3 separate regions of the Homo sapiens genome follow, and regions 1 and 2 are each linked to region 3. A link is an interaction called in ENCODE POLR2A ChIA-PET data of the cell type or tissue named here. Cell type or tissue: MCF 10A. All regions are shown on one strand. Each heading gives the region's core, and the rest is flanking DNA. Links, peaks and the distances in the headings are about the cores only.

Region 1 (8,464 bases), core at 2,157-6,156, 93 kb after region 3:
CCCTCCAGCGTGATGACCTAGGGGGTGCAGAGGGGCAGGCTGACTATGGGCCCACCAAATCCTCCTTCAGTCTCCTCCAGAGGCCTTGACCCCCACCCCAACCCTGAGAGCGACCACTCCGATCCTGGGCTGTGTCCTGGGGCTGGTGTTCTGGGGAAGCTCCCGGGGCCCAGGCTGCCCCACCTGGAAGATGGCGATCCAGGCATAGCCAATGTTGTCAAAGTTGATGGCGCCCTTGAAGGGGTTGTGCTCCCCCGCTGAGCAGTTGGTGTAGTACTGGTTCCAGTTGACACAGGTGGTGTTGCTGGAGCTGTTGTAGGCCTCATAGTCCAGACCGCAAGGTGGGCCACCGCCCCCGTCCCCGCGCAGCGTGGGCACGCTTCTGCAGGACCGCATGCCGTTCTCGCGTGGCTGGGAGCAGATGAAGGGGCTCTCATCCTCGTTCTCTGTCTGGTAATAGCGCTCCAGGTCCACGCTCAGGGGGCTGCAGGATGGGAAGGGGAACAGGGGTGAGACTGGGGAGTGGGCTCTCCAGGGAGAGGGCCCAGGAAGGGAGAGATGGCACGAGTGCTCGAGGCATATAGGGTGAGCAGGGCAGAACCAAGAATGGGGAAGGGACTGGGCAGGGCAGGGATTTGTGGGCACCAGGAGCATGAGGCCTGAGTGGGGAAACTCCAGACTCAGGATGTTGGAAGGTCACATCCTGGAATAGTGATTTTCAAATTTCACTGCAAGTTAGGATCACTGGAGGGGTTGAAAAAATCCTTACATCCAAGCTGAGCCCCAGAGCAATGAAATCAGAATCTCTGGAGGTGGCACCCAGGCATCAGTACTTTTTAAAACTCCCCAGGTGGTTCCAATGGGTAGCCAAGTTTGAGAACCAGATATGTCTCAGATGTTAGAACAGATATGTCAGTAGCAACCGGAAGTGAGGAACTTGGGGGGGTGCCCAGCCCCATAACCACTCCCAGGTCCTCCCTGGACCCTGTCCACCACTCACAGGCTGAAATTCTCAGGTAGGAAGCATCGGTTCCGAAGCAGCCCTGCCCACAGCTGGACGCCGACGATGCCGAAGATGAAGAAGACGAAGAAGCAGAGCAGCAGGACGTTGCCCAGCATGGGCAGCGTATCCAGCAGCAACGTGACAAGGATGCGCATGCCTGTGGGGGCAGAAGCCACGCTGGGGACACCAGGCTGGCCGGGCTAGGCTGACTGCCACGGCCCGGCAGCACTCCCGGAGGGGCCCCACCAGGGACTCTGAGGCTGAGACGGCCCGGCTCAAGCTGGAGGGGAGACCAACAGACACCTCTGACTCCCCAGATAGCCTCTGCAGCCCCTTGCCCCGACCCACTTCCCCTTGTGGCTTGCCCACGGTAATCTGCACAGTACCACCAACAGTGAGCTGGGGAAACTGTGGCCCCTCCTAACTCTCCCAACATCATCACATGTGGATAATATCACTCCCAATTCACAGATGAGAAGTCTGAGGCTTGGAGAAATGACTTGACTCACCCAGTATCACACAGCTGCTAAGTGTAGGTGCCGGAACTCGAACCCAGGCTTTGGCTTCCGAATCCCTCTCCAACACACACCCACACCCGCACACATTCACACGCACACTCCCTACCTACTTCCTTCTCTCAACAGGCACAGTCACTTGACCTTTCTAAGTTATCACCACCAGAGTCATTAGGGAAACTGAGGCAGCGAACTCCAGGAGGAATGACAGCAGGCAGGAATCTCATTTTGAGAGCCAGCTCCTAGGCAGGGGCCAAGATGCCCTGTGCTTCACTATGGCTCTGAGCCCTGCTTCCCTGAAACTATTCCCTGCTTGGTCCAGATCCCCAAATCAGGACCTGAAGAGATACAATACTGTCTTCTCAGAAGTCCATCAATTTACAACCCCCTCCATAGGGAAAGCCACTGAAACCCCCTCCTCAAAAGCCCTGTTAGGGTTACTTCCCTCTCTCCGTACTCCAGGTCTAGAACCCAACCGGCCCAAATGGTCTGAACCAGCCCCCAGTCCGCCAAGCCCTCGTCAAGCAGACAGATCTCTAATGGCTGGCTTCACCCCCAAAGTGCCATCTATGGCCCCCTGGCCCCTCCAGGGCAAAAGCTGCTAAGCAGCAGCTAATTAACCCTCTTGGTGACTGCAGCGCCCAGCCTCGCCCCTGCCAGCCCAGTTTTCTCACTCAGTCTCCCTCCCCCTCCTCCTACCCCATCCCCCTTCAGCTTCTCTGTGCTCCAACTGAGATCAATTCCTCAGGGTTTGCATTAAGGGAATTACACCGGTGGTTAGACAGAGGCCTATAAATCTGCCAGCCATCACCTGGGGCGGGAGAGGAGGCGAGGCATGCCCCTCTTCTGGAGCTCCTGTTAACACCAACACACCCCGAGCCCCAGAGGACACATTCAACAGCTCTGCCCTCCCAGGGGCAGCAGCAACATCACACACACACACACACACACACACACACACAGAGCGCAGGGGGCTGCTGCTACATCAGGTACACAAACAGGCACTGAGCCCCAGAAACATGCATTCCTCGCCAACCACCCCACTCCTAGGACCACAGCAGGGACCATCTGCAGCTTGTGTAGGTTGGGGAGTTGCAAAGGGGGCCTGAGCAAAGGGAGGGGGCAGTATGTAGGGAGAACTAGAGCTGCCAAAGCCTCGCTGGCTCCAGAAACCAATGCAGTTTAATTTAGATAATGGGCCCGGCAGTTACTGCAATGGGTTGGAAGGGGGCGGGAAGGAGGAAGGGGACAGAGGCGGAGGGTGAGACATGGAGTGGCCTTGTCTTGAGAGAAGTCACGTTCAGCGTGGCCAGCGTGTCTCACCAGCAAGAACCAGATTGCATGAGAGGCTGTTCTGGCTAGAAAAGGCCATTAGCACTTTGCGTCCACTCCTTGCCTGTCAGCCTCTCCAGTCCCCACACCCCTATCCTCCTGGGGGGAGTGGTCATCTAGCTGAAGGAAGAGGGTCATCTGAGATGTTTCTGAGACTCTGACCTAAAGCCAGGCTAAAATGAGGTGGGGTTTTCCCAGGTAACTCCCATAGTGCCACATTCAGGAGTTCCATTTTGTTCCAGCAATCCCAGCTCCCCACTGAGCCCTTCTCTGACGGGGCCTGTGAGGGGTCAGGTGAGGACACAGTAGTAGAGGTGGGGTCTGAGAGTTCCACATTTCCTCCTGGGGCTCTCTTCAGGGGCTGAGGGCTGAGGGGTCACTCACTGGGCACCCGGTTAATGGCCCTGAGCGGTCGCAGCACACGGACTGTCCTGACAGCTGAGAAGCTGACGTTCTGCAGGTCCAGCGAGTACTCCAGCATCCTGCAGGGAGGGGCCCAAAGGGAGGCCCTTTGAGTCTGAGGCCACAGTGGGGTCAAAAGAGGTCAATGAGGAATCCTGCTTTAGGGGCAGCAGGATGACCTCTGACTCCTTCTTCTTCTTCACCAAGGGACCCTGAAGATCCGGCTCTCTGTCTGGGGGGCAAGGCTACCCCGAGACAAGGACAGATTGCCCATCAGAGAAGGGGGCAGAATTAGGAATAGGGCCTTGGAATTTAGAATATAGGCTACAGTGCTAGAGGCAGGGCAGCCTCAGACCCTCAGGAGATAGCCAGGGAGAAAGTGGTGCTGTAACTGGGCTGGAGCTGAGAGGTCACAGGCCCAGAACCCTGGCCCCGGGGAAGGGACCGATCTGATCCATTGCTCTCCCACCCCAGCCCAGGTCCTCACCCTGCGATGACGATGAAAAAGTCAAGCCGGTTCCAAGTGTCTCCCAGGTAACACTTTTTCCCAAAGATGCCCAAGGCCACCATCTTCACCACCATCTCCACGGCAAAGAAGGCAAAGATGAAGTCATCAAAGGCCTGATGTGGGGACAAGAGGTGGCTGAAACTGAGACGTGGGTGAGGGAATACCCTCTAGTCCCACCCTAGTCCCCACCAGTTGGGTCAGGGCCTCTTGCAGAGGAGTAGAGGGTATTAAGATTAAGAGGGGCCAACCCCCAACACACACAACACACACACACACACACACACACACACACTCACCTGCAGGATCCGGCAGCGCTGGGAGTCACAGGCGATGTCCTCGCATGGCCGGAACATGCCCAGGGTCACGCAGTTGAGAAGGATGACCAACATGCTGATGCGCTCAAACCAGGTACTGGCAGTCAAGGAAACAGCTGGCCAAGGCTGGAGCTGAGGCCGGCCCCCCGACCCCGCCCTAACACCTCCTCCTCGTTTACCTCCTGGCTCCATCTGAGGCTAAGCAGGTGTGGTGCCAGGGCCCTGACATACACGCAGACCAGCCCCCAGCCCCAGACTCCTCATCAGAGAAGGGGAGTCCCACCTTGGTCATCTCACCTCTCTGGACCCAGCTTCCTCATCTGTAAAGGAAGACAAGCCACAAATACCCTGACTATTTGCACAAGCCATTTGGGGAATAAATCGATCATGCCTGTGGAAATGCCAGACACCATGAGTTTGCTGCAGAATCTGAATCCTATTCTCCCTACCTCACAGGGTAGATGTGAGAAGCAAATGAGATACTGTATGTGAATGTGTTATACAAACCTAAAGTCGGATTATGCCTGCCTTACAGTTTACCAAGCACTTTCACACAATGCCACAGTTGATGCTCACAACAGCCCTGTGAAATATCTGGGGTAGATCATTTTCTTCCCCAGAACTCGAGGAAGTTGAGGCCCAGAAATGCCGAAGTCATGTGCTGAAGGTCACCCGAGAAGGCAGGATGAGACGGTGGTTTCCAAGCTCCTGATCTATGATAGTTTCCTCTGCACACCATAGCTGCTCAGGCAGGCAGAACTGCCTGTCATGACCGCCCTGGCACTAGGTGTAAGGCAGACGTCCACAGCTGCAGTCCCCGCTGCTACAGCACCAGAGCCCGGGGCTCCCTCTTCCACCACCAGCCTCCCAACCTCTCAACACCCTCAAATGACCACTAGGCATATTCACACATTTAAATATTGAGGACCCATTATGTGTCAGGCACCATGCTGGGCATAGCTCCCAAGCCGTGCAGAGTGGACAATGTCTACCCCCTCCCCCAAGAGGCCATTGCCGCCATCACACCTGCTTGTGGCTTCCAGCCCAGACCAGCCAAAACAGCAAGCAGGAGAGAGGGGTTCTTTCTAAACCCTGGGTCTTTCCATACAGTGGATTCTATGGGGTGACTCATTTCCAGCCCATCAGCAGGAGAATGTACAAAACGGCCTCCGGACCTTAGAAGGTTCCAGGCACTGGACTCACGGTTAAATGACCAAGTATCCTATTTTCTTTAAGGAAAATATGAGAAGGGTGGGGAAGAGTAAAGAGGCTAGAAAAGATCAGAGAGCAGGAGATTGGGGAAAGGAGACCAGAGACCCCCTGGGGAATGGGGATGGGGGAGGTATTGTGGCAGCTCCTGGCATGACCCACCAAGCCAGACTCTGTAGGGCCCAGAGCAGGTGGAATCTTGCTTCTGGAATGAGAAGGCTTTGGCCAGGCATGAAGAGGCCAGCAGGAATGTTCAGGAACCTATGGACCTTCCTCCCAGCTGGTCCCAGCCATAGCCCATCTCTGTTCTGACTCCCAAGCCACATGCCCTCCCCCATAGCCCATGAATCCCTCAAACCCCTGACAGCCCTCCCCTGTCTCTTCTCCACCACCCAGGCCCTTCTCCCCTAGACTCACATGCCTGCTCGCCACCTGTCCGTGGTACCCCGAGAGTCCTAATGCACTGCAGTTTCCCTAACCCCCACCCCCTCACAAGAATAAGAGGGTTTAAGAAAAAAGTTCTAGGTTTTTGGGGGTAGGCAGATGACAGGGAGGAAATAAAAAGTGCTCTGTTTCCACGGAATTGTTTTTCTGAGTAGAGCCGGAGTGCAGTGGATCTCTCCCCAGAATGGGGGTCAGCCAGGGGTCACCCTGGAAAAAGGGGGACAGGAAGGGAGCCATCATTTGGAAAGGGAAAGACACAGTTACCCTCAAGAACTGGTCTGCTTTCCCCATGCAGGTCCCCTCCTCTCCTCTGCAGGGAAAGGGGGGTCTGGAAGGAGCCCCAGTGAGTGAATGTCTCTGTGTGGAGGCAGTAGATCTCTGAGGAAGAGGGGCTCCCAGGACATCTGCTTGGACCCCTCTAATGGCAGAGTTCCACCGTGTTAGTAATCTGTGCACTTGTCGACCTCCCCTGCTGAGCTGGGGCTCCTGACAGGCAGGGGCATTCTGATACGTCTTTAGATCCCCTACGGAGCTTGCTGTAGTGCCTGGCACGGAGCAGATGATCAATACCTGGGAAGACTGAATGAATGAATGAACGAATCAACCAATCAATAAGTCTCCCTGCCTAGAAGCCAGATGTGTGTCCCCATTCAGGTCTTCCTGCCTTGTTTCCCTTGACAGAGGTGAACTGCTTATAACTGGGGGAAGGTACAGAAGTGACCTCACAGAGGAGTTGCCCCTCTTTCTGTCCCCACCTTACCCAGGCTCAGACTGGAGGCCTCTTACAGGCAAAGCCTGCCCCCGAATAACCTCATGCACAGCTCTTGATCATGTCAGCCCCTTCTTAAGGGTCCCTTGGCAATTCAGCCTACTTCCAAGTAACATCCTGCCCACCCTGTACAGCTCTCCTTCCACGACACGTAAGCATAAACGGACAGGGAAGAGACCAAGGCACACGACAATTTGGGACACTCTGAATAGAGGAATAATTGATGGGGGGGGGGTCTTTCACCCTTCTCAGAGTAGGGCTTGTTTCCTTGGGAACATGGCAGTATGTCACTGTGTGATGTTCTTCTGTTGCCATAACGACAGGAGGATGTGTCACCAGGTGGTGTGGATTTGTTGTCATGGTAATTAAAAAGACCCCTCTCACATGATCTCCCCTGACTGAGGCTGTTGTCTTGTCCTTATGCAGGGGAGGAGAATCAGGGAGACCCACAGGTTATCAGGTTGGGGGAAAACCATGTGACAGATCCCCATGGTAACCAAGGGAACGGGGGACACTGGTTGCCATAGTGACTATGAGAGACCTGTGCAGTCACATGTCTACTGTTGCTATGGTGACTGTCCGGGCTGGAGTGGATCCCAAAGAGGGGGTAGGAGAGGGGAGGATCTTTCTTCTCCCCACAACCCACCATCAAAAGCAGAGAAAAAGGAAACGGCAGAGAGAGGAACCCCACTTCCATCCCTCCTCCTTTCCTCCCTCCTGGGAGAGAGAACTAGAGCATGTTATCTCCACAAATGAGTCCTCTGTGTGGGGCTTTATCTAGATAGAGCCCTTGCTTAGCCTGGCAGCCGCAAGGGTGAGGAAAGTAGGGAGAGGAGGGGGGTGGCTGGGACACCTCTAGGGGCACAGGGGCTCTGGGCATGGGCTGAGAAGGCAAGCAGGCCCTCCAGCGGCCCCATTCCCACCTAGGAGCCTGGAAATGTGAGACTAAGGAACGTTGAGGAGAAAATGGGCCTGGACCCAGGAGTCCTGGCCTTCTAGTAAATGAGGAGGTAGGGGGATAGGTCCTTGCCTCACCCATCCCACAGAGAGGCTCCTGGTGTCTATCGGATTCGGCAACCCCTAGGGTAACATGGGATGTAGGGGCTCCGCCCTGCTCCAAAGCTCAAAGGGGGATTCCCCCAGCAGAACCCCCCGCCCCACCCCACAAGCCTATTTCCCTGTGGTTCCCCCCTCACCACGCTTCAGTGCGTGGGTGTAGGGGGAGAGAGGCTTCCAGCTGAATTGAAAACTGAAGCTCACAGAAAGGCAGCCGGCTCCACCCAGAGACAGAGACATGAGACACAGAGACACAAGAGAGACGGCCCGCTGGAATCTTTGGAAGGGGAAATAGGCCAGAAATCTGATTCAAACGTCTGTGACTCTGTGTGTGTGTGTGCGCGTGTGTGTGTGCGCGCGCGTGCGCATGTCTGCGTGTGAGCAGTTGTGTCTGTCGCCATCCTGGCTGAGGCAGGCAGGGCGGGGTGAGTGCTGGGCGGGAGCAGGCGAGGGTGGGGGGGGCTGTGTGGTGGGGGTAATCCCAGGAATGGCTCCAACTGGCACTACGGGTGATGGGGAGTCCCCCAGCAGAGCGGTGGAGCAGAGCGGGTGGGAAGGAATGTGTGTGTGACCCAGAAGGAAAGTGGGCCTGGGGCAGAAAGCATGCCAAGGGGTGATCTGGCCCCCCCTCAATCCCATTCAATTCTCCAGCCCCAGCCCTTCTCCCCAGAATCTCCTCTGGTGAGCTTAGGGTTTGGAAATTAAATTGGAGGAGGGAATTGATGAAGAGACAGGAAGAACACTCCCCCCACCATTTCCTCTGAGGACAGAAATGGAGAATTCTCCCTAGGTAAGAGAAATAGGCAGACTTGGGGCATTGGGACAGTGTGGCAAGGAAGGCTCCAGAAACTCCTGTGCCCCCACCCCTCTAGAGGGACACACTCAGACACACAGAGTGACGCACAGTCACTC
Region 2 (5,366 bases), core at 1-4,000, 69 kb before region 3:
TTTCTATTTCCCATTTTTACAGTAATATATTCTAGGGTTTTGGAGATTATTCTATCTAAAGATTAATTTTATTGTTTTCAATAGGACTTCTAACAGCCTCATGACCAATTTAAGTGTTTCGTAAGTTTAAGGTAGGTAAGACACAACGTCTATGATCCTCAGAAAGGTTCACCATTAAAAAACAAAAAAACGAATAAACACATCTCTACAGTCCCTCCTGACTCTCAAGCATGTGAAATTGGTACACTGCAACACAGCACAATGAATCTTCGCCGTTGCTTATCTGCTAAAGAACCAGGGGTACCTGGCGGGGCTCATGCCTGTAATCCCAGCACTTTGGGAGGTTGAGATGGGAGGACTGCTTGAGCCTCAAAGGTGGAGGTGGCAGTGTGCTGTGATCACACCGCTGCACTCCAGCTAGGGTGACAGAACGCAACCTGTCTAAAAAAGAAAAAAAGAAAAAGAACCAGAGGTCGTAATTCTGCCTTGGTTTCTTCATAGTATTAAAAAAGGAGATAGGCTGGGCCCAGTGGCTTATGCCTGTAATCCCAGCATTTTGGGAGGCCAAAGCAGGAGGATCATTTGAGCCTAGCCTGGGCAACATAGTAAGACCTTGTCTCTAAAAAAAAAAAAAAAAAAGAATGAAAAAAATTAGCCAGGTATGGTGTCACACACCTGTAGTCCCAGCTACTTGGGTGGCTAGGGTGGAAGGGTCGTTGGAGCCCAGGAGGTTGAGGCTGCAGTGAGTGGTGATCATGCCACTGCACTTCAGCCTGGGTGAAAAGGGCAAGACTCAAATAAATAAGGAGGTAATAAATTTCTTATAGTGGGATTGTAAAGATTAAACTGTGTACATTTGCTAAATTGGAAGAAAAAGGTGTTAGCCTGTATGTAAAAGCGAAAGCAACTCCATCTTGGGTGTTAAAGTGCCAGGCTGACTTCCGATTAACTCCAATTCCAGGAATGCCCCTAAGATTTCTACTTTATCTACTGTTCCTTGTGTTAAGAACATGTACTTACTGTAAATCCTGCCCTTAGGTCAAAACAATTTCGATGATTTTGTACTTAACATAAATCCTGCCCATAAGTAATTATCCTACACATGCCTTCTGAAGCACAGATACCCTTTCCCTATGGCATATAAGCCCTGGGTCTGGGGATATGACATCTTGTCTTGACGCCAGCAGCTGCCCAAGACACAGACCTGGCTTCTGTTCGTAGGTCCCTATTACATGTTTCCAAGACACTGGATTTGTCAGCCTCTTTCTTTGGCCTCTCAGCTTCTTCAGACTCTGGGGGTAGGTTTCCGTAGACCTGTCCGCTGCACATTATTATTTTAAATGTTTTTAGGCACTGTGTAAACCAAATAACACATGCCTGTCTGTGGGCTAACCAGAAGCTACCTAATCTAGTCCAATCACCCCATCAGAGACCACATGACCTGCCCTGACAGCATCCAGCTATATCTACAGAATCCAGACTAGATTCCATTTCCCCAATCCAGTTCTGAGTGTTCCTTCCACTCCAACTCTCCTGCTTTACCATTTAATGGTACATCAGAATTATCTGTTACTCTACACAATAAACCAGCTACCTGGACTGCTTCTTTTAACTCTCCCCAGAGAATGATTTTAACTAAAAATATTAACAAGTGATCCGAAAAAATGGGAAGAACATATTTGGGTTCTTCAAATAAAGTCATCAATAATGATAATAAGAACAAACCCAGAGAGGCCAGGTGTGGTGGCTCACACCTGTAATCCCAGCACTTTGGGAGGCGGAGGCAGGCGGATCACCTGAGGTCAGGAGTTCAAGACCAGCCTGGCCAACATGGTGAAACCCTGTCTCTACAAAAATACAAAAACTGGCCAGGCATAATGGCAAGTGCCTGTAATCCCAGCTACTTGGGAGGCTGAGGTGGGAGAATCGCTTGAACCCGGGAGGGAGAGGTTGCAGTTAGCTGAGATCGCACCACTATACTCCAGCCTGGATGACAGAGAGAGACTGTCTCAAAAAAAGAATAAACCCAGAGAATTCGTTTCTTACTTTTGGATATAATCATGAGAACTGCTCAAGTTTTGGAATACCAGCAGTCTTCATTTAATAGTAATCCCCAAAAGATATAAATGCTTATTACAGATTAATACCCATGCAAACTCTCTAAATACCTACATAATCATAACTTATCCTCTTAATAAATTTAAGGCAACACTAGTGACAAGTGTTCAATCTCATCAACAGTTTTTATTTTTATTTTTTTGAGACAGAGCCTCACTCTGTTGCCCAGGCTGGAGTGCAGTGTCACGATCTTGGCTCAATGCAACCTCTACCTCCCAGGTTCAAGTGATTCTCCTGCCTCAGCCTCCCAAGGAGCTGGGATTACAGGAGCATACCACAATGCCTGGCTAATTTTTCTATTTTTAGTAGATGGGGGTTAAGCCATGTTGGCCAGGCTGGTCTCAAACTTCTGACCTCAAATGATCCGCCCACCTCAGCCTCCCAAAGTGCTGGGATTACAGGCATGAGCCACAGCACCAGGCCCATTAAGGACATCTTAATGATTTTTGTCTTTCTATATCTACTTAGATCCAACACTAAGCAATACAATTCTCCTTTGAGCTAATCAAATATTTTCAATGCTGTCTGCACTATTTTTAGGTCTTTTTTTTTTTTTTTTTTTTTTTTTGGAGACAGAGTCTTACTGTCGCCCAGGCTGGAGTGCAGTGGTTCGATCTTGGCTCACTACCTCTACCTCCCAGGCTCAAGCAATTCTCGTGCCTCAGCCTCCCAAGCTGGGATTATGGGCAACTGCCACCATGCCTGGCTAATTTTTGTATTTTTAGTAGAGATGGGGTTTTACCATGGTTGATCTCGAACTCCTGGCCTGTCTGCACTATTTTCGTTAAACTGCTTATCATAAAGATAATAGACTGGAAGTGGTGGCTCACGCCTGTAATCTCAGCACTTTGGGAGGCTGAGGCAGGCAGATGGCTTAAGCTCAGGAGTTCGAGACCAGCCCGGGCAACGTGGCAAGACCCCATCTCCACCAATACAAAAAAATTAGCCAGGGGTGGTGCGGGCCTATAGTCCCAGCTACTCAGGAGGCTGGAATGGGAGGAGCCTGCTCAAGCAGTGGGAGGACTGCTAGAGCCCAGGAGGTGGAAGCTGCAGTGAGCTGAGATTGTGCCACTGCACTCCAGCCTGGGTAACAGAGCCAGACACTGTCCCCACCTCCCCACCCCCAAAATACATACATATATATATATATATATATATATATATATATATATATATATATATATAATGTATTTATATTCAATATATACTTCTGATTATCTAAACACTGGCAACACAACTCATGTTGGAAACAGTAAAACTGACAGGGACTTAAATTTTAAAAATCTAAATAGCCAATCCTAATTACTATATACAGTAAGTCCTTGAATAATGTGATGAGGGGAAAAAAAATTATTCCCAGCTGGGGCTAACTGTGTAGGAGTCTGCAAGTTCTCCCCATGTCTGTATGGGTTTTCTCCCAGTACTCTGGTTTCCTTCCACATCCCAAAGCTGTGCACGGTAGGTGAACTGGCATGCCTAAGTCCCAGTCTGGGTGAGTGTGGGTGTGTGAGTATGCCCTGTGATGGGAGGGGATCTTGTCCAGGGTTAGTTCCTGCCTTGCATCCTGGGCAGCCGGGATCAGCTCTGGCCACCCACCACCCTGAACTGGAATAAGGAGGCTGGAAAGGAATGAATATATTGTATATTACAATGAAATTATTGTAAAATAAAAGTCTGTAAAGCATATGATAATCATACAAATGCATGAAAATAAACAGCATAGTCCAAAAGTGGTGAGTTTACCATCTTTATTATTGTGTTGGAACTGAATGGAGGTAGGAGGTGCTTCTGACAATGTTCAAGTTGTAAACATTTATTCCTTGACTTAACTCACCACCACTAAAATTGCCATCACTCACTGATTCACCAAAAACTGGGTAATTACCTCGCTTTTATTCATCTTTCTTAAATGTATGTATACCTCAAATTTATCTCAATGTTTGATATCAGAAATGTTTTGGGTCTTTTTAGTTATGTTTCTGTAACCAGAATGTGCCACAGAAACCTAACTCTTCTTTATATTAACTAGTCTATGGTAAAACTTTTGTTATATGTCATTTCAACTGAAGTCATAGTTTCCAAGAACCCATTAACGACGTTAAATGCAGACTTACTGTATTCTGAAACAGGACATATTACTGGAATACCTCAAATGCCATACACATACAAATATTAATTTAAAATCCAGGAATACCTGGAAATTTTATTGGTTAAAAAAAAGGAACACAAGCCAGCTGCAGTGGCTCACACCTGCAATCCTAGCACTTTGGGAGGCCGAGGCAGGCAGATCACTTGAAGCCAGGAGTTTGAGACCTGCCTGGCCAAAATGGCGAAACGCCGTCTCTACTAAAAATACAAAAATTAGCCAAGCATGGAGGCACACGCCTGTAGTTCCAGCTACTCGGGAGACTGAGGCACGAGCATCGCTTGAACCTGGGAAGCGGAGGTTTGCAGTGAGCTGAGATCGCGCCACTGCACTCCGGCCTAGACAACAGATCAAGACTCTGTCTCCAAAAAAACAAAAACAAAAACCAACCCTACACGCTGTAGTCTTTTGTCACTTCTGCCTCAATATTAATAGTTTAATTCTGATTATGACAGTCTATAAATATTTTTTTTTACCTAAGAGTTCAATTCACTGTGTTAAAGATAAACCCCCAAAGAAATAATTTTTAATAAAAGAATTTATAACAAAAATTATGTCCCTGATAACATATAGCTTTATGTTTCAGTTATACCACGACCACACATTCATTTCCATGCCTTTAATTTTATTACGTATACCTTTGCAGGTATGATTCACTATTTATTGCCTACACAAACTTCTAGTAAAATTTCAATCAATCTTCCACAGCAGCCAGTTAGTAAACATCTCTCTTCTGCTTAGAAGCCTTCAGTTATTTCCCAATGTAATAAAATCTAAACTTTCAACAAGGCTTATAAAAACTTTTTTTTTTTTTTTTTTGAGACAGATCTCGCTCTGTCGCCCATGCTGGAGTGCAGTGGCGCGATCTCGGCTCACTGCAAGCTCCGCCTCCCGGGTTCACGCCATTCTCCCGTCTCAGCCTCTCGAGTAGCTGGGGCTACAGGCGCCTGCCACCACACCACGCCCAGCTAATTTTTTTTTTTTTTTGTATTTTTAGTAGAGATGGGGTTTCACCATGTTAGCCAGGATGGTCTCGATCTCCTGACCTCGTGATCCACCATCTCTGCCTTCCAAAGTATTGGGATTACTGGCGTGAGCCACC
Region 3 (4,000 bases), core at 1-4,000:
TGCTCCCAGTTCCAGAATAATCCTCTCTTGCCACTTCTGCAGCATGTCAGAGGAAGGAGGCAGAGGTCAGGGTTGGAGAGTCACCTGCCAGAGGAAGTAGATCGCCAGGATGATCTGCAGGGGTGCTGACCACAGCAGATTGAGGAAGGGGGCAAGGTCCATGAAGCGCTGGGCATCCACTGACATGAGGTTGACAATTTCCCCCACAGTGGACGCACGTTTGACTGAGTTGGTGATAACCAGAGCCTGCAGGTAGACAGTAGTGGGTGGACTTGGCTGCGAGCCTCTTGCAAGCTGCCCAGGGCCAGCCTTTCCCCTGGGCCCTGCTCCAGCTGACCTTCCTGTAGATGACACCCATGATCCCAGTACGAAACTTCACCCCAGTCACAAAGATGTAGTGGTAATAGTGTTGTAAGATCAGCGACTGCATCATGGAGCACAGGAACATCAGCCCAGCCACCAGGAAGCCCCACCAGGAGGGGGCCATGGGGTTGGAGATAAACCTGATCAGGATGCTGTGGGGAGGAGAGAGGAGTGAGGTGGGCAGTGCTGCCCCCATGGCTGCTCCCTCCTCTGCTGCCCTTTGCTTTTACCCGCAGTCTCCACTGCACCCCTGGCCTCTGAAACCTCCACCCCCTCCAACCTCTTGGGCCAGGGAGGGTCAACCCAGTACTGCCTCAAGACCACGACCTCCTGGCTCCACTCTGCCTTCACCTCGTTCTCTATCCACCATGGACCCTGCTGCACGCCCTATCGATGACGCTCTCACCACCAGCCTCACCTGCCTGCCTTCTTACCTCCTGACATATGGCGGGAAGAAATGCCACGTTTCCATTGACTGGACTTCCCTGCTCCTTCTCCTAGGCTGCTGGGGGCTCTAGATTCCGCCACATGACCACAAAGACTCTTGCCGCTCAAATCCACCTTTCCAAACTCAGTGGCCCCCAGCACTGCCTAGCAACCTTCTCTAGGTCCCTAATCCGCCCCCGCTCTTGGGGCCTTCTTCACCTCTCTTCTCTTCCCTTCAGGCCCATCCCAGCCCCCCACCCCTCTCAGCAGCTACCTGCCTTCTTGCTTAGCCACCCATTGAGAACTCCCTGCCACCCACAAACTCCTTGCCACTCACAAACTGCCCTCCAGTGGCTTGTCCTCCTTTTTCTGGTGCTCAGGCTGTCGGAGGCTGCCCCTGCCCCCGAGCCCTGGCCTTCCTCTGCCTCCTCAGGAACTTGCTGCGCTGTTGCCCCCTTTGCCGCTGAGCTTCACCCTGGCCACCTCTGCTGGAAGCTCTACACCTTCACCTATTGACATGACCGAGTCTCTTCATTGTTGGGACACTCTCCTCTCGACTACATGGAGCCCTCCAGCCATAATCATAGCCAGGCCTCCCCTTCTGTGATAGCTTAAGTTGTGTCTCCCAGAAAGATATGTTCAGCTCCCAACACCTGGTACCTGTGAACGTGGCCTCATTTGGTGAGGTCATATTGGAGTAGGGTGGGCCCCAGTGGCCCCAGCCCAGTGACTGGTGTCTCTCTCTCTCTTTTTTTTTTTTTTTTTTTTTGAGACAGGGTCTCTCTCTGTCACCTAGACTGGAGTGCGGTGGTGCCATCACAGCTCACGGCAGCCTCAACCTCTCAGGCTCAGGCAGTCTTCCCACCTCAGCCTCTTGAGTAGCTAGGACTCTAGGCGTATGCCACCAGGCCTGGCTAATATCTTAACTTTTTTGTAGAGACAGGGTCTTGCTATGTTGCTCAGGCTGGTCTCAAACTCTTGGGCTCGAGAGTTTGACTTCCAGCTAGCTGGGAATCTCCCCTTGGAGGACCCACCAGCACCACTGGCCCCACATGACCAGACTCCATCCACCACCTTGCCCCCCACCCAGCCTCCTCCTCCCACCGAGCCCATCAGCTCAGCAAAAGATCCATCGTCCTCCAGTTACCCAGGCCAGCACCCAGGTTGCCTGGCACTCCTCTGTCTCTCTGGCGCACACGCCCATCTCCCAAATTGCTCCTGAATACTTGTCTCATTCCTGGCCTGGACTCCATCTGACCGGGTTGGCCCACTTCCATCCAGCCACCCTGCCCTACATCCCCCACACTCCTGGCAGGAGATCCTTGAAGCCAGATGCCCCTCCCTGGCTCAGATCTTTCAAGGATATCCTTAGCTCTCCCTCTCTCTGTTTTCCTGCCCCTCCCTCTCGTTGCCATTTCCTCTGCCACTCAGAAACACCTGAGTCATGCTGTTTCAGGGCTTTGTGACTAAGCTGAGGCTGAACTTTCCCCTGTTTCTTCACCTACTTGTCTCTCCAAATTCGTTGACCTCCCAAGCCAGTGGGTGCTTCCTGCTGCATCCCAGGCTGGCTTCTTTGCCCCTCCCGGGGTTTTCCAGACACCCGAGAACACTTCTGCCCCCACTGAATTCTAATTGATTTACACGCTGGTTTCTCCCATAAGACATCAAGACCCTGTCTTATTGAACTCTGTATCCCTAGTATCGAGCACCATTCTGGTACCCTGGAGGTTCAATAAATGTTTGCTGAACAAATTAATGCATGCACGGAGGGGCAAGGAGGTGGGGACTTAGCTACTAGGCAGCTCTCCTTCCCACCCTCTCATTTGAGAGCTCGTTCTAGTCCAAGCCATTCCTGAGACAGATGTTAGAGCCTGATGGTGGGGACAGAGCACCTCAGTCGGAGCTCAGAGTCCTGGACTCAGACCTGATTCCTTCTTTGCTGTGTGCCCTTGGCCAAGTCACTTCACCTCTCTGAGTTCCTGCTTTCTCATCTGTGACATGGGAATGGGGCAATTCCGCATAGGATTGTTGGGAAGATTTAAAGACCCAATGCTTGTTAACGTACACACCACGGTGCCCGGCACATAGTATATGCACAGCAATTCTAAGTTGAATGTGAGTGAGGAAACAAGTCAGGCAATGCCACTTGCCAAAGGTCACACAGAAAGTGGAGCTAGCCTCCCTGGTTCCTGGTCTGGGGTTCTTTTCACTGTACGTTGTTCCTTCCTCTGGGCTAGCCAGCCAGCCCTGCTGCCCAGGGCAGGGCTATAGTGAGCCGGAGTGTGGAGAGACCTGAGCAGCTGTGGATTGATGAAGGAGAGCAGGTCCTGGATAAGCTTGAAGCAGGCACTGATGAGGAAGCTGGAGCCGAAGGTGGCCAGCAGGGCCTTCAGGAAGGAGGGCTTCCGGGGCCTGGGCCGGGCACCCAGCAGCACCTCGTCCTCGCCGGAGGCATTTTTCCCAGGTGCTGCTGAAGCCTTGTGTCTGGTCCAGGGAGGAAGGAGCAGTGGGTTAGGAATGGGGACAGGGGCTCCAGGAAGCCAAGGGCTAGGCTGGGCTGGCTAGGAGTGAGGAGGAGGAAGGAGCTGTTTTCTTGGCTCTCAGAGCTGGGAGGGGAACAGACAGCATAAGAATTGCACAAGCGACTCTGTCCTCAGCTGCCAGAGGGCATCTGAAGGGGTGGCCAGACTGCTACCACAAGGACTCTAAAACCCAGCTATCCCCCCAGTCTGGCCCTCTCCCCGCCTCCCCAGTGCTGGCTCCAGGGAGGACGCCAAGAGGGAAGGTAGATAAGATCAAGGATGGCTGTTGGTACAGCCACCGGGCAGCTGAACAGGGAGGGGGTGGAGTGGCATGGAGGGACTGAGAGGGGGTGCAGCAGGCAGACTGGGGGCCCATAGGTCTTCGTGGAGGCTCCAAGCCATGAAAGCCAGGATACTGCTAACCATGCCCAGCCCCAGGCTCCTCCAACAGCTGGTGACAACCGGAAGCTCCGGGCTGAGCAAACATTGAACTCCTAGGCCTGGATTGTGGATGGGAGGAGGGAGGGTTCAATCCTGGGGTCAGAATTGGGTGGAGAAAGATGATGCTCAGCGTCAGCTCTCTTGGTGAGGCAGTTGGCCAGAGACAGGTTTGTGGTCCTTGATAAGAGGCTGACAGTGGGAAGACCCCTCAGGGGAAGATCATCTCATTCAGCCGCCGCCTCCAGACA

Evidence for each region. Peaks named below come from ENCODE experiments on the same cell type or tissue, not always from the same donor. Only the 100,000 strongest peaks of a DNase experiment are listed, where the experiment ranks them.
Region 1: POLR2A ChIA-PET joins it to region 3 with 5 read pairs; 5 of 35 experiments call an interaction of 5 or more read pairs at or near these places.
Region 2: POLR2A ChIA-PET joins it to region 3 with 5 read pairs; 4 of 35 experiments call an interaction of 5 or more read pairs at or near these places.

The regions. Positions count from the first base shown.
Region 1 is chr17:50,564,574-50,573,037 of GRCh38, reverse strand. It overlaps CACNA1G (calcium voltage-gated channel subunit alpha1 G), which reads right to left. Exons shown (of 38, transcript NM_018896.5): 2 at 4,057-4,168; 3 at 3,740-3,873; 4 at 3,235-3,332; 5 at 1,001-1,160; 6 at 184-484; 7 at 1-17. Among named protein-coding and RNA genes, the nearest start is that of CACNA1G-AS1, 6.7 kb to the right of the region's middle. RefSeq lists an enhancer at 2,799-3,785. In MCF 10A, for the core only: no CTCF peak of the experiment used is centred there; no DNase peak of the experiment used is centred there.
Region 2 is chr17:50,727,834-50,733,199 of GRCh38, reverse strand. The region is part of intron 1 of LUC7L3 (LUC7 like 3 pre-mRNA splicing factor); the gene reads right to left. Among named protein-coding and RNA genes, the nearest start is that of LUC7L3, 11 kb to the right of the region's middle. In MCF 10A, for the core only: no CTCF peak of the experiment used is centred there; no DNase peak of the experiment used is centred there.
Region 3 is chr17:50,660,196-50,664,195 of GRCh38, reverse strand. ABCC3 (ATP binding cassette subfamily C member 3) reads right to left here. Exons shown (of 31, transcript NM_003786.4): 8 at 3,082-3,273; 9 at 338-515; 10 at 85-246. Among named protein-coding and RNA genes, the nearest start is that of ABCC3, 27 kb to the right of the region's middle. RefSeq lists enhancers at 1,167-2,148, 1,811-3,010. In MCF 10A, for the core only: no CTCF peak of the experiment used is centred there; DNase peaks (open chromatin) are centred at 2,175, 3,425 and 3,755.